Regions from separate parts of the Homo sapiens genome. Here regions 1, 3 and 4 are each linked to region 2. Evidence: chromatin contacts called from ENCODE Hi-C or POLR2A ChIA-PET data. All regions are on one chromosome and are shown on one strand. Each heading gives the region's core, a stretch centred on a gene start or an enhancer-like site at or near the end of the contact. The rest is flanking DNA. Distances are from core to core; before and after follow the strand shown. Region 1 overlaps LOC112268263 (a long non-coding RNA gene). Region 2 has its middle 52 kb from the start of LINC01358. Region 3 has its middle 39 kb from the start of HSD52. Region 4 overlaps JUN-DT (JUN divergent transcript).

Region 1 (3,173 bases), core at 154-2,653, 210 kb before region 2:
CTTTAGGCCTGTTTTCCCACCTATAACATGAGGGATTGCATTATAATAATCTCAGCATTCTTCTCCAGCTCTAAATTTATGATGAGTCACCCAACAGTGCCATGCAGTGAAAATAGCCCTAAGGCCCTAAGATGTAATTTCAGAGAGTGACTGTGGTTCAAAGATGAAAAACTGAGTGTTAATTGCCCCTTCTCCTGTGCTCCCATGGTCCTAGGGCAGGGTGCTGCTGTAGTGCACATTCTGCTGTGCATGCTGAGAAGCTGGCTCCGGGTCTGCACCAGCAGAAAGGTCTGTGCTTATGGAGGGTGAGCACTGTGTCCTGTGCACTGCCACGTGACTGTTTTTGTAGGCCTTTCTTCCCATCAGACCATGACTACTTTGATGGCAGGGACCATGTCTTATTTATCCTTCTGCCTTAGTGCCTGCCGCTGAGTAGTCTGTAGATGTTTACAGAGTGAAGGAATCAATGAATAATGACTGAGTGAGAAAACTATACTTTTTCAGGGTCAATAAAGGAAATAGCACAAGAGAATCTCCCCTGATAAACTTGTCAAAGTGATCCCAGAATTAAACATTCAGGCTGGAGAGGTTATTAGTGACTTGCTTAAGGCCACATTGTTTAAAAGCAGCAAAGCTAGGACTCCTTTCCTCTCTCCTTTTCTTTCTTTTATTCAGTACCCCAAAAGGGTGTTTGGCTCCAGCATTGAACACAGGTGACTTTGAATAACAATTTATCGGAACAAGATGAATTTTGAAGCAGGTAGGAGGGTGGCTTTTGAGTCTGACAGATGTGGGTTCAAATCCTCTGGGGCCGCTGACTATCAGTGTGATCTATGGCAACTTAACCTCCCGGAAGCTCAGTTTCCTCGTGTGAAAAGTAGAAGTGATAACATCTCCACCATCTCCCTTGCAGGCTGCTTCTGTGGGGTCATTTGAAGGCTTATGGTTAACCCAGATAAGAGGTAGGATGGGAGTTTCTAACACAAGTCTCTTACTGTCCTGCACGATTTGTTGCTTCAGAGAAATGGGGTCTTCTCTATCTTTTTTGAAATTCCATTGTTGGCTTAGACAATGAGTAGCCTTCTGTGTATGTGATGTACATTCTCCCCCAGACCTACTGTTATGTATTTTCCAGCCTACTGAGGTAGTCCAGGCCCATTCACTATACACATCAGTGTGTGCTGGCTTGTGTTTTTACCCTTTCTGCAGCTACAGCCTGAACTAAGACTGGGTCCTTGCAGCTCTCCAACACATGATTGCTGCCTGCCAGAACCACAGACCTTTCTCGGGACTGGCACGAATTTCAGCCAACAGAGCCTGCACAGAAACACATGGAAAAGGCTTCCGGTGGAGCTTACTGTGAGTCACAGACAGCCATAGTTGCACTGGATAGAGAGCTGGCAGATGCCATCAGCATATGCCCTTAGAAACTTTGGTTGTTTTGTGGCCTGGAGAAGAGCCCAGAATTATGGAGCCTAAGAGGCAGCACCTCTGCTTTCTGAAGAGGAAGCCGTAGTGCCGTGGACTTCACCACGTGCACAGTGGCTGCATCCAGACCTGAATGCCCCTCTCATTACTCACCGGAAGTGAGCTTTGAACACTTCACACAGGAAGATGACTCGCTCCTCCAACAAGATGCAGAAAGTCTTTCCAAGCAAATGACTTGAAGTGTTTAAATATTCTGTTTCTTAGTCTGCTTTTTTTCTGTTAAATCCTTCAGCTTGAATGAGCACCTTTATCTGCAAATTGATCTGGTTGTAGCATCCCTTGACCATGTAGGTGGATTTTTAATTTGTACTTAAGGCCAGTTACAATATGCCATCTGCAACTCTGCTCCCTTTATGCTCCTGTAGCACTGCTATAGAGAGGAAGGGTTTGTCGTAGCAATGGGAAATAAAACAATGAGCATACAACTTTTACAATTGGAAATGAAGAAGCATAAAAAAAAATAACGGCTGATATTTGTTATCGGTCAGGCCTGAGTATGAGAATTATGGGTCTCTAACATGCCTGAATTAGCAAGAGGATGAAATTGCAAGAAGGCAGGCTGGAGAACAACCTCTTGACCCCACTCAGCATTTTGGAGCATGGCAGCTTAACAGATCCAACACAGAAAACAAGGGAATGGGTTAGTCTGGTGCTCATTCTCAAAGGTAGATGTGTCTGAAGTGAGAACTCTTGTTTGCATTCTCTGGAACCAAGTAGGGATCTGTCATCTTTTGGGAAGATCTGTCCTTCCTCAGCAGGTGTCCCATCAGCAAGGACAAAATCTGGAACCCAGATTCCAGGGAAAGAAACTAAGAAGAGCTAGGCATGGATCCAGGCCATTCAACAATAGGCTAGGGACAACAGCAGGCTCTGAGCTCAGGGAAGGGACGCTTGGGCAGAAACTAGTCTTACGGGATTGGGGAAGGTAGCACAGTATCACAGGGAGAGCATGTCTTTGGACTTGAAGAGACATAGATTATAATCCCAGTTTTGGTGCTTACTAGCTATGTGATTGCAGGTAGGTCAGTTTCCTTCATGGGACTCATCTGCAAAATAATTCTTACAGAGGCATCATAATACCCAAGATCATAGTCAAATAAACTTGGAATAGAAACTCTGGCCCATCATTTATGAACCATTAGTTCCTTAACTTTTGTCCTAACCTTCCTTAAGCCTCAGTTTTCCTATCTGTAAAAAGGAGATAAGATTACTTATCTTAGATCTAGTGTGAGGATTAATTGAAACATTGCAAGTACAATACTCAGCATAAGGCTCAGAACACAGAACACATTCCATAAATGGTGCTATGATTGGTCCTGGGATATTGGCTCCTGGTCTGGTTGGCAGTGAAGGCAAGGAAAACATGTGTGTGGGATATGCTGACAGTTTAGGGGATGTCCTAGAGTTTCCCATAGTTGTCCCAGTCAGTTTGATCTTGGTATTATGCACTAGGCTGTGTACTGTTTGGCCCCAGTTAAGATTCCAGGTCTGAGAACATTTTTGAAGCCCCTAGATGGATGGGCTGAGGTGATGAAAGAGGTAACTTTGATATGAACTATGCCTCAATAAGTGGGTTCTGCAAACTGGGGAAGGCAGGGCTGAAGCTGACAGCTTTATAGTTCAAAGAGTGTTTTCCCAAATATGATTTAATTTAATTTAACCCTTATAGCTTGCATCACCAAAAT
Region 2 (3,380 bases), core at 275-2,774:
AGGTTCTCATCTCGCAATGTGGAAACCAAGGCCCAGAGGAGTGGCTGCCCAGCTTGTGAGTGACAGAGCCTGACTCAAACCCAGGTCTCCCTGTTTATTACAGAGGCAAATCAAGAAACATGCTGTCAGAAGAATGGGCCAAGGCTACTGAGGAAACTGGGCCTAGAAAGGTTAATTTGGATAATAACAAACAATTACAAATGGACAATAATGATATCTAGCTTCACACACTTTGTTGATGCCAACTGTCACCCACTGCTACAGCAGAGGGGCATGCTCCTGAGGCTGGGTTCCTCACTATTAGCTGTGGGACTGCACATGCACTTTACACTGCCTACTCAGGTTAAACATTACCTCCTCTAAGAAGCCCTCCTGGACCTCGCAAGTCCTGGATAGGTACACATGTATTTGCCTACAGAGGCCCTTGTAGTTGCCTCTACATACTTACATATGAGTGTATATAAATATACCTTACACTCTCTCTTTCTTCGTATGTATGGGATACATATACACATACATATATAGATATATACATACACATATACACATACAATATACATACATATATATGTATATATATGTGTGTATATATATAGTATATATGTATATTGTATGTGTATATACCTAACTAAAGCCTCAAGACTTCTGTTGACACCTCAAAGAGGGCTTGAGAGCTGTCCTCTATGCTGAAGACTGCAGAGAGGTGGAGGGTATAGACTTGTTTTCAGTGTTCTTGAGGGGGAAGGCCCAATAGGTGAAAGCTGCAGAGACATCAATTTTGATTCAGCCCAAGGAAAAACTTTCTAGTAGCGAGAATTTCCCCAGGATGCAGCAGGCTCCCTGGGGGAGCCTATGAGCGTGGGCTGGGAGAGGCAACTATGGAGAAGGCTACACTTTAAGTGGTGTAGGGAGGAGTGGGAACTGGATCCCTCTAATGGGGTCTTCTAGTTTTGTGATTGGGGGCTCTTTTACCATAAAAAAAACTATTATTTATTAACCTTCTATGAAGCGCTTATCTCCTTACAAACATGAATTCATTCAACCTCACATTGGCCCTGCAAGGTAGATATTATCCAGTTCATGGATAAGGAAATGAGGCTCAGAGAAGTGGGGTAGCTTGCTCATTAGAAATTGGCATAGAAACATGAGCTGCATCTCACACTAGAACTCCGTAGAATAAACCAGCTGCCCCCACTTTCCTCCAGCAGTTAGGTTCATACAAGTTTTACCCATGTCAGCAGCACAACAGAGTTCATTTGGTTTTGTTTTCATGTTCCTTTACTTCCTCTCCAGTATCTCTACCTTTTTCATGCTGAAAGTTGGCCAGCAGTCCAGACCATCAGATCTAATCTGCTCTGGGGGAGTAGGGGCCTGGCCTGGTTCACAGGCAGTCCCCAGACTGGGTGGTGCCTCCTGAACCCTCTTTATTCCTTCTAGAAGGAATCCACTGTTTACTACCTTGTTCCTGGACCTCTAGACACATTTATAAAGCCACAGAACCTGGGAGGGGTAAGGAGGTTACATGAAGCGTGGCAGCTACAGCTGACAGAAGGTTTCAGAAAGTCCTGTCGCTTCAGTTTCAAGTCTGATGAAAGAAAAAAAAAAAAAAAAAAAAGCTAAGCAAAGCCCAACGAGGCTGCCTGCCAGGAGTCTGTGAAACATGGCCCAGGCCAAAGCCAGTGTCAGCCAAGAGGGAAATTACAGGCCTTAAATGGCAGACAAGTCTGCAAAAGCCTCCTAGAGTTGTGTTTGGCAAATGTTTGTTTGCATACATGTTTGTTTGTGTGGATGTGTTTTTCAGCATGTATTTTTTTTTTTAGTTATGTATTTAGCTCTAAGATCGTTTTTAAAAACAATGTCAAAATTGTACTTTAAAATAATTTATTCCTGGTGAATATTTGGAGCAATTCCATTCAGTTTAGTTCAAGTCAGCAACTATTTACTGACAGTCTATTCCATGCCAGGCACTGAGATTGGCACTGGGCATCCTGGGTTGCTAAAGGGGCTGCCCCATTCTGAGCTAGCTCAGTGGCTGCTGTAGAAAAAAGTCAGCCCAAATGCCCATCAATGATAGACTAGATAAAGAAAATATGGTACATATACACCATGGAATACTATGCAGCCATAAAAAGGAATGAGATTATGTCCTTTGCAGGGACATGGATGAAGCTGGAAGCCATTATCCTCAGCAAACTAACACAGGAACAGAAAACCAAACACCACATGTTCTCACTCATAAGTGGGAGCTGAACAATGAGAACACATGGACACAGGGAGGGGAACAACACACACTGGGGCCTGTTGGGGGAGGGGAGTGGGGAAAGCATTAGAGAAAAGAGCTAATGCATGCTAGGGTTAACACCTAGGTGAAGGGTTGATAGGTACCACAAACCACTGTGATACACATTTACTTATGCAACAAACCTGCACATCCTGCACTTATACCCCAGAACTTAAAAGATAAAAAAATTAAAAAATTAAAGCAAACAACAAACAAACAAACAAAAGTGATAATCAGGTGAGAGAATGAGGAAGAGGAATATTGTTTTCTAAATGAATATAATAGTTGGCTTTATTTTACAGTAAACATGTAGTTTCAAAAATATTAAAAACAAAGCACAGACAACTTGACAAATTACCATTTGTTCCACCACCTAGAATTAACTAATTTTTATATTTGTCATATTTGAATTATACATTTGTATGTGTATAAAAATTTTTAAAGTGTTATTAATAAAGCTGTGGTTCTCCTCCAAGAAAAAAGAGAAAAAGACACATGCATGGAAAAGAATCCCAGAGGACCCTTGGGCCCAGATCATTTCAGTCCGGTGTGGCTGGGACAAAAGAGGGAGAAGCCTTAGTTCTTGGGGGAGAAGGAGTCAAGTAGGACTTTACAGGCATACAAAGGTCTGGAGGGGGCCCTTCCAGGTACAGGAAAGAAACCTAGGGGAGCTCATCTGAAGGTCAGGGATGGATGACTTGCTCAAGGTCCCACAGCTAGAAACTGGCAGCCTGAAGATTTGAACTCAGGTCTGTCACATTCTTCTCCACCCCAGCAAATAAACCTGAAGGTGAAAGCTGTGTGATTTGGCTGGAGGGCTATGTCCAGCCTCTTTAAATCCTTCCCATCCCTTAAGGACTAGCCAACTCTTACAAATTCTCAGTAGGCTAATCTAATATCCACTGCTGAGTTCCTAGAAAATATGTGCCTCAATATTGCTCGTTATCTTTTAATGAAGCTATGCTTTTCTCTTCAACAATATAAATACATATAAACATTTATTTCATTTTTAAAAAATAAAATAAAGATTTGTGGTTTTCCACTCTATGTCATGACAATGTTTGGCAAAAGAGATAGGAAGAATGATAAAACCATCTTC
Region 3 (2,932 bases), core at 196-2,695, 140 kb after region 2:
TAAACTTTAACATTCAGTCTGTGCACATTGGTGGCCCCAGATCCTCCCAATATATGCCTGCCCTTCCATGCAGAAGGGCAAGGGTCAGAGCACAGACCCTGGGAGAGGTGGCCTAGAGACAGAAATTCAAGCGAAACTGGCAATAACTGCAGGGAGAGAGCAGAAAAAGAACACGTACTGAACCCTGTGCAGACTCTGCGATACTAATAAAAGCTAATGTTCACTCAAAGCTTACTGTTTGCCAGATGCTGTTTTAAGTGCTTTTGTATGAATGAACTCACTTAATCTTCAGATCAACACTATAAAGTAACAATTATTATTCTCCCATTTTCCAAATAAGGTTCAGAAAGGTTCAGGAACTTGCCCAAAGACACTCTGCTAGAAGGGGCAGGGCCCAGGGTTGAACTCTCATGGTCAGACCCCAGAGCTCACATACTGGACCTCTAACCTCGTGCTCCTCCTCACCATGATTGCTGGACCAGCATCATCAGCATCCTTTGGAGACGTGCTAGGAAGACCATGCTCTCCAACCCACCCAATCAGAAAGTGGGGGTGTAGTACAGTGGGGCCCTCTGGTTTTTTATATTTATTTTATTTTATTATTATTATTATTATTATTATTATTATTATTATTATTATTACTATTATTTGAGACAGGGTCTTGCTCTGCTGCCCTGGCTGGAGTGCAGTGGTGTGATCATGGCTCACTGCAGCCTCTACTTCCTGGGGTCAAGCGATCCTCCGACCTCAGCCTCTCAAGTAGCTGGGACTATAGGTGCAGGTGCACACCACAAAACCCAGCTTTTTTTTTTTTTTTTTTTTTTTGAGAAACTGGGTCTCACTACGTTTCCCAGGCTGGTAGCAAACTCCTGGGCTCAAGCAATCCTCCTGCCCCAGCCTCCCAAAGGCTTGGATTACAGGCATGAGCCATTGCATCTGGCCTAGCTCTATTTTAACAAGCTTCCCCCACTCCTCAAGTGATTATCATGTATGATAAATTTTGAGAACCTTGCTCTAGATACTAACTGCTTTCAGTAACTCATAAAATTTTTTATAATTAAGGATAATTAACACCACTATTTCACTGAGGCAACTGAGCCTCAAAAGGGTCTCATGCTCATGGGTCAAACAGCTAGAAAATAGTACAGCCAGGATTTCAACCTGAGCCCCCTATGTCGAAACACCGGCTTTTTTCACTATACCATGCCCATGTTCAGTACCTCTCCAGAAATCAGTTTATCCAGAAGTAGAAGAGAGGGAGAAAAGAGAGTGGGAAGGCACTGGCCCTGATACCAGAGGAGGGTGAAAAAAGAGGATACATATGGAAAAATTGGCCAAACCTCATCTCTTTGGTCATCATGCCCCTAAAGTGGTGGTGGCAGCTTGGTTCTGCCTTGTTGGGCAACCTCATGTGTGCTGGGCTGCTGATTTTCCTGGGCCTCAAGCATCGGACCTATTCTTAGCTCAGCCCCGATGGGACATGTTTGCCGGGTATTGCCAAATCACAAGAACAATCACACCCTAGTAGCAGGCAGGCTATGCTTGGCTCACAGACCATGCAGGGCTGTCTGGGCATGTACCCAGCCTCCGCCCAGATGCTGGTCCCACCTGGACCAGCCCTAGGTGGGAAGAAAGAGATTCCAGGGGAATCCGGGCCATTGCAAATCCTTTCTCTAGTCACAAGATGCTGTTGCTGAACAGGATCTCAAAAATCCAAGAGGCCCACAGGGGCACTGTAACTTATCGCTGGTCACCCAGCCAGTGGGTGGTAAGGTGGAATTCAGAATCCCAGTCCTCCTGACTTCTTTTCCCTATGCCGTACAATCTGAGTTCTCCAATATGTTTGTTTATTTGTGTTCTGTCTGCTTCTGCTAACCAGAAAAAAAAAAAAAATTAGCCAAGGAATGCCAATACCCATTGTAACAGATGGAACCTCCCAGGAGGCGGTTTGCAAATGGAGACAGCAAACTGGCGACCCCAGGAGGTGATTTTTTATGAACAGCATTAGGGATCCAGTGGCACTGGTAAAAGGAACAAAAAGTATGCCTCACAATTGTAGGCAGCACTTTTATGCTAATGTCCCCCCCCCAAGTGTTAAACGTTTGCTTTCCTTTATTAGCTAATATCACAAGTTACTCAAGAGAGAAGAGGGGCCAGATGTTTCATTATTATTAATTATAAAGATATAAGTAATGATAATAACTGCTGTCTTTGGTGTCAGGCTTTGTGTTTTACATTCATCAGCTCATTTAAGCCTTACAATAATGTCGTGAGGTGAGTAATATTAATATTAGCTTCATTTTACAAATGGAGAAATGAAGGCTCAGAGAGGGTAAGTCACTTGCTCAAGGTCATACAGCTGGTAAGTGTCAGAGCCAGGCCCAAGAGCTCCAAAGTATGTGAGCTTAAACTTATGGAACACCCCTTTTAGAAAAGAGGAGACTGGTTGGGAAAGCAGAAGACAGATGGACAAACAGATGTGACAGCTGCCTTCACATAGCAAATGCTTTATTTTGTAGAATAAAGAATAAGCAAGACCTGTTTCCTGAAAACACCAGAGCAGCTACATAGAAGTTACAGGGTTGCACATGTCATTCAGTGTAAGAAATGACCACTGTTGACTCACAGAGAAAGTTGTTCAGATGGTAGCCCCCATCTCTGGAAATGCACATCATAATTGCACTAGGTGATTATCTAGTCCAGACCTCTCTTCTACTCCATTGTAAATGAAGTAGAGAGAGGTCTGGACTAGACAATCCCTAAAATCCCTTCCAGCTGGGGGATTCTACAGTTTGTGAGCATTTAAGCATCTTGAGGGTAGATATGGCATTCAATATCTCTCCATGCTCCCCAGAGCATAATGGCACAGGCCTACACAGGCAGTGGTAAGAAAATGTCTGCTGGTGTTGCCAGTAATGTAATCACTTTCCTC
Region 4 (2,967 bases), core at 312-2,811, 140 kb before region 2:
GAACTCAGAAAAATAAGATCCACCTCAGAGGTGTTTGTAGTAAGACTCAAGTAGGAGAGCATGTGTGTGGTATCCAAAACAGCATCTGCTGTGAGTTCAATCAGTGCTAATTACTTCTCTTGACAACTCTCCTCTCCCCTTGTATCTTTAAGGCTGCAGTAGTTGGGGGTTGGTCTGTTTTATTTCTAAAACCACTCGTCACATGCTAAACTGAATCATGCTGAGTTGCATGAGTTCCTTTCTGCATTAAGCTGTGGACTCCTTAAGGAAAGGATGTGTAGCTTGCAGTTCTAACCCCTGGTACTGAGTAGACATGCTGTTCTAGGGGCTCACAGAGGGGAGGCGGTGAACCACAGGAGAATGAACTTAAACTCTGGGCTACCCAGATCTAGGTTTGAGTTTCTTATGGTAGGACCCTAGACAAATCATCTAATGATACTGAGACTCAGTTTCTTCATCTGACAAATAACCCAACAGAGATGCATGCATAGATGCATACGTTTAGGGATTGTTAGGAAGAGCAGAGATAATGCTTGTAAAATGGCTAGCATGGTACCTGGTGCATACTAGGTCTTAGTGAGCAACTGTTGACTGACTAAAGCCTCCGCCCAGTGTTCCATTCTATCGCTAATAGCATCGTCTTTTCCTGAACAGAAGAAACTGGGAAGTATCCACAGGAGCAAAACACCAAGTGGTGTGAGAAAGAGACATTTGCCCTTGCGAGGGAGAATATTTTATCCCTGACATTATTCAGAATTACCTGCACATGTGACAATGAACAAAGAGACTGACTTTTGTTAAATTTCTTCTTTTTTTAAAGTTTGCTACAGATAATGCATGCCTTTATATATAACCTGTACCAGGTGGACTGCTCTCTACCTCCCCAACCTTGGTTGACACTGGCTTACAGGTGGAGGCCAGGGGGTGGTAGGGTAGGGGAGATGGGGTGCTTAATTCCAAGGCAATGAGATGACTGTAAGTAGAGGTGCATCCATGGCTCCGTTAGGAGCACTGAAGTCAAAGCTACCCATCCACCCTGGTGTTGGGACCAGGATTTGGGGCCACCACTGCCAGAAAAGGCTCAAAAGGAAGAATATTGAGGCTGGTCTTGCAGGAAGTTCGGGACCATGCCAAACAGGAAAGAGGAGGAAGGGACCTATTAGGCATAGAGGTTCCACACTGCAGGCCATATTCAGAGGATCTCAAGTAGGAGGGTTTGGTTGGGGCAGAACCAACAGGGCATATTACTTATATTTACAAATCTCCCAGGGAGTGACTGAATTTCCACTTCCTTACAGGTTCTGAAGAAGATTCCAGCCTGCCACACTGTTATGCTGTGAGTCCAGGGCTTAGTGGAACCCTGTCTTGGCCCACAGCCATTAGGATATTTCTCAGGGAAAGCCCTTGGACCAAGAAGTCTAGAATTGTCTGTGAAAACAAAAGCATTTGGATTCTTTTCAGGAAAAATGTAACCTGCAAACAAATAGCCTTGGAAAATCAGTGCCTCACCCTCGGTGCTTGGGTCAGGCACAGGGAGTGCCCCCACCCCGCCCCACCTGCTGCTTTCTGGCTGGAGGCCACCTCCTTTTCCTCTTCTGTATGTTGTCCTGGCTGCCCAGAGGGCAATGCCTCCCCTCCCTGCCTCACCCTTCCCTAGACTTGTTCAGGCCCCAAGTCTTTGCAAGTGTGCTCGCTCTACCCGGAATGTTCTTCCCTCCTTGTCTGTGAGCCCTTTATTATTCTTTAGGACCCAGCTCCAACTTCTCCCTGTTGGTTGATTATTTGCTCCCCTACTATATTGCCCTGGATAATTTCAATTTTAAATATTCTTTTTTTTAAAGATAATAATCCTTGATTTTATATTTAAAAATATAATAATAAAGATGGTTGGTTACCAATTCTTTTTTTTTTTTTTTTTTTTTTTGAGACAGAGTCTTGCTTTGTCACCCAGGCTGGAGTGCAGTGGCTCAGTTCACTGCAACCTCCGCCTCCCAGGTTCAAGCAATTCTACCACCTCAGCATCCCAAGTAGCTAGGATTACAGCCACATGCCACCATGCCCGGCTAATTTTTGTATTTTTTTAGTAGAGACGGGGTTTCACCATGTTGGCCAGGCTGGTCTTGAACTCCTGACCTTGTGATCCACCCACCTCGGCCTCCCAAAGTGCTGGGATTACAGGCATGAGCCACCGCGCCCGGCCAGTTGGCAATTCTTAAACTCTTAAGCTCTTGTTATGAGCCAGGCATTGTGGTACATAATGTTACCCACTCCACATGCAAAGTGTTTAGGACAGAAACAGGCACATAGTAAGTGCTCGGTAAGTGTTACTTATTACTAGTCTTATTAGCTATTTTAATTCTTTCACAGCATTTGCAGAAATTATGCTTTCTTCTGTGCATTATAATGATCAGGTTACATGTCTGTGAGCTTCTTGAGGGCAGGGACTATGTCTTTTACCTCTGGTATCTCAGAGCACGTGACTATCCCAAGGGTATTTCATGAGTGAATATCTAGATGTTGAAGTTGGTGACTGATGTTTATCTCAAGAGTTCCCAAGTCAATTTGGAGTAAGGGTAGCCCAAAGAATATAGGACTGAGAATCAGAAGATCTCGGCTTAGTTCTTTTCCAACTAACTACTAGCTTTGTGACCTTGGGCAGATTAGCCAATCTTTTCTGAATCCCAAATAACCTTTTTCCAAAATGAGAATAATTGTCCCTACCTTGCTTTCCTTTCAGGTTTGCCTTGAGCATCAGATGACCTCACACAGGGGAGAGTTTTGTGAACTGTAAAGTATTTAACACATGTGCAACATTATTGTTTGTATCATATTGCCATCACCACCATACTTGGTGAAACATGAGCTCACATGTAGCTCTTGTTATATAAATATCAATATGTCATTTTGGCTTCTTCACAGTGTTCAAAACTGTAGTTCCTTAATGTTTGGGATGTTCTTTCTCCTCAA

The links. A loop is a pair of places that touch in the nucleus more often than their neighbours do. ChIA-PET counts read pairs that join two places held with the same protein, here RNA polymerase II (POLR2A). Pooled maps may share reads with other maps.
Region 1: a pooled map shows a loop between it and region 2 (2.4-fold over the local background). The contact joins two enhancer-like sites. A Hi-C loop is called at or near these places in 1 of 37 single-sample maps with no recorded cell type and 2 of 50 pooled maps. POLR2A ChIA-PET finds 5 or more read pairs at or near these places in 2 of 52 experiments (T-cell and activated B cell).
Region 3: a pooled map shows a loop between it and region 2 (2.2-fold over the local background). The contact joins two enhancer-like sites. A Hi-C loop is called at or near these places in 1 of 50 pooled maps. POLR2A ChIA-PET finds 5 or more read pairs at or near these places in 4 of 52 experiments (GM12878, HCT116, activated T-cell and 1 more).
Region 4: a loop to region 2 is called in a map of astrocyte of the cerebellum, with 6 times the contacts of the local background. The contact joins two enhancer-like sites. A Hi-C loop is called at or near these places in 3 of 168 maps with a recorded cell type or tissue (B cell, astrocyte of the cerebellum and sigmoid colon), 26 of 37 single-sample maps with no recorded cell type and 16 of 50 pooled maps. POLR2A ChIA-PET finds 5 or more read pairs at or near these places in 5 of 52 experiments (AG04450, B cell, HCT116 and 2 more).

What each region holds. Positions count from the first base shown.
Region 1 is chr1:58,754,153-58,757,325 of GRCh38, forward strand. The region is part of intron 6 of LOC112268263 (a long non-coding RNA gene); the gene reads left to right. Among named protein-coding and RNA genes, the nearest start is that of JUN, 28 kb to the right of the region's middle. RefSeq lists an enhancer at 850-2,049. Within about 2 kb of position 1,404, at least 28 of the 41 ENCODE cell types and tissues checked have a DNase peak (open chromatin) inside an H3K27ac peak, as active enhancers do.
Region 2 is chr1:58,967,212-58,970,591 of GRCh38, forward strand. No RefSeq gene overlaps it. Among named protein-coding and RNA genes, the nearest start is that of LINC01358, 52 kb to the right of the region's middle. RefSeq lists an enhancer at 1,371-1,530. Within about 2 kb of position 1,525, at least 26 of the 41 ENCODE cell types and tissues checked have a DNase peak (open chromatin) inside an H3K27ac peak, as active enhancers do.
Region 3 is chr1:59,106,211-59,109,142 of GRCh38, forward strand. No RefSeq gene overlaps it. Among named protein-coding and RNA genes, the nearest start is that of HSD52, 39 kb to the right of the region's middle. RefSeq lists enhancers at 1,026-1,526, 1,527-2,027. Within about 2 kb of position 1,446, at least 11 of the 41 ENCODE cell types and tissues checked have a DNase peak (open chromatin) inside an H3K27ac peak, as active enhancers do.
Region 4 is chr1:58,823,655-58,826,621 of GRCh38, forward strand. The region is part of intron 1 of JUN-DT (JUN divergent transcript); the gene reads left to right. Among named protein-coding and RNA genes, the nearest start is that of JUN-DT, 40 kb to the left of the region's middle. Within about 2 kb of position 1,562, at least 9 of the 41 ENCODE cell types and tissues checked have a DNase peak (open chromatin) inside an H3K27ac peak, as active enhancers do.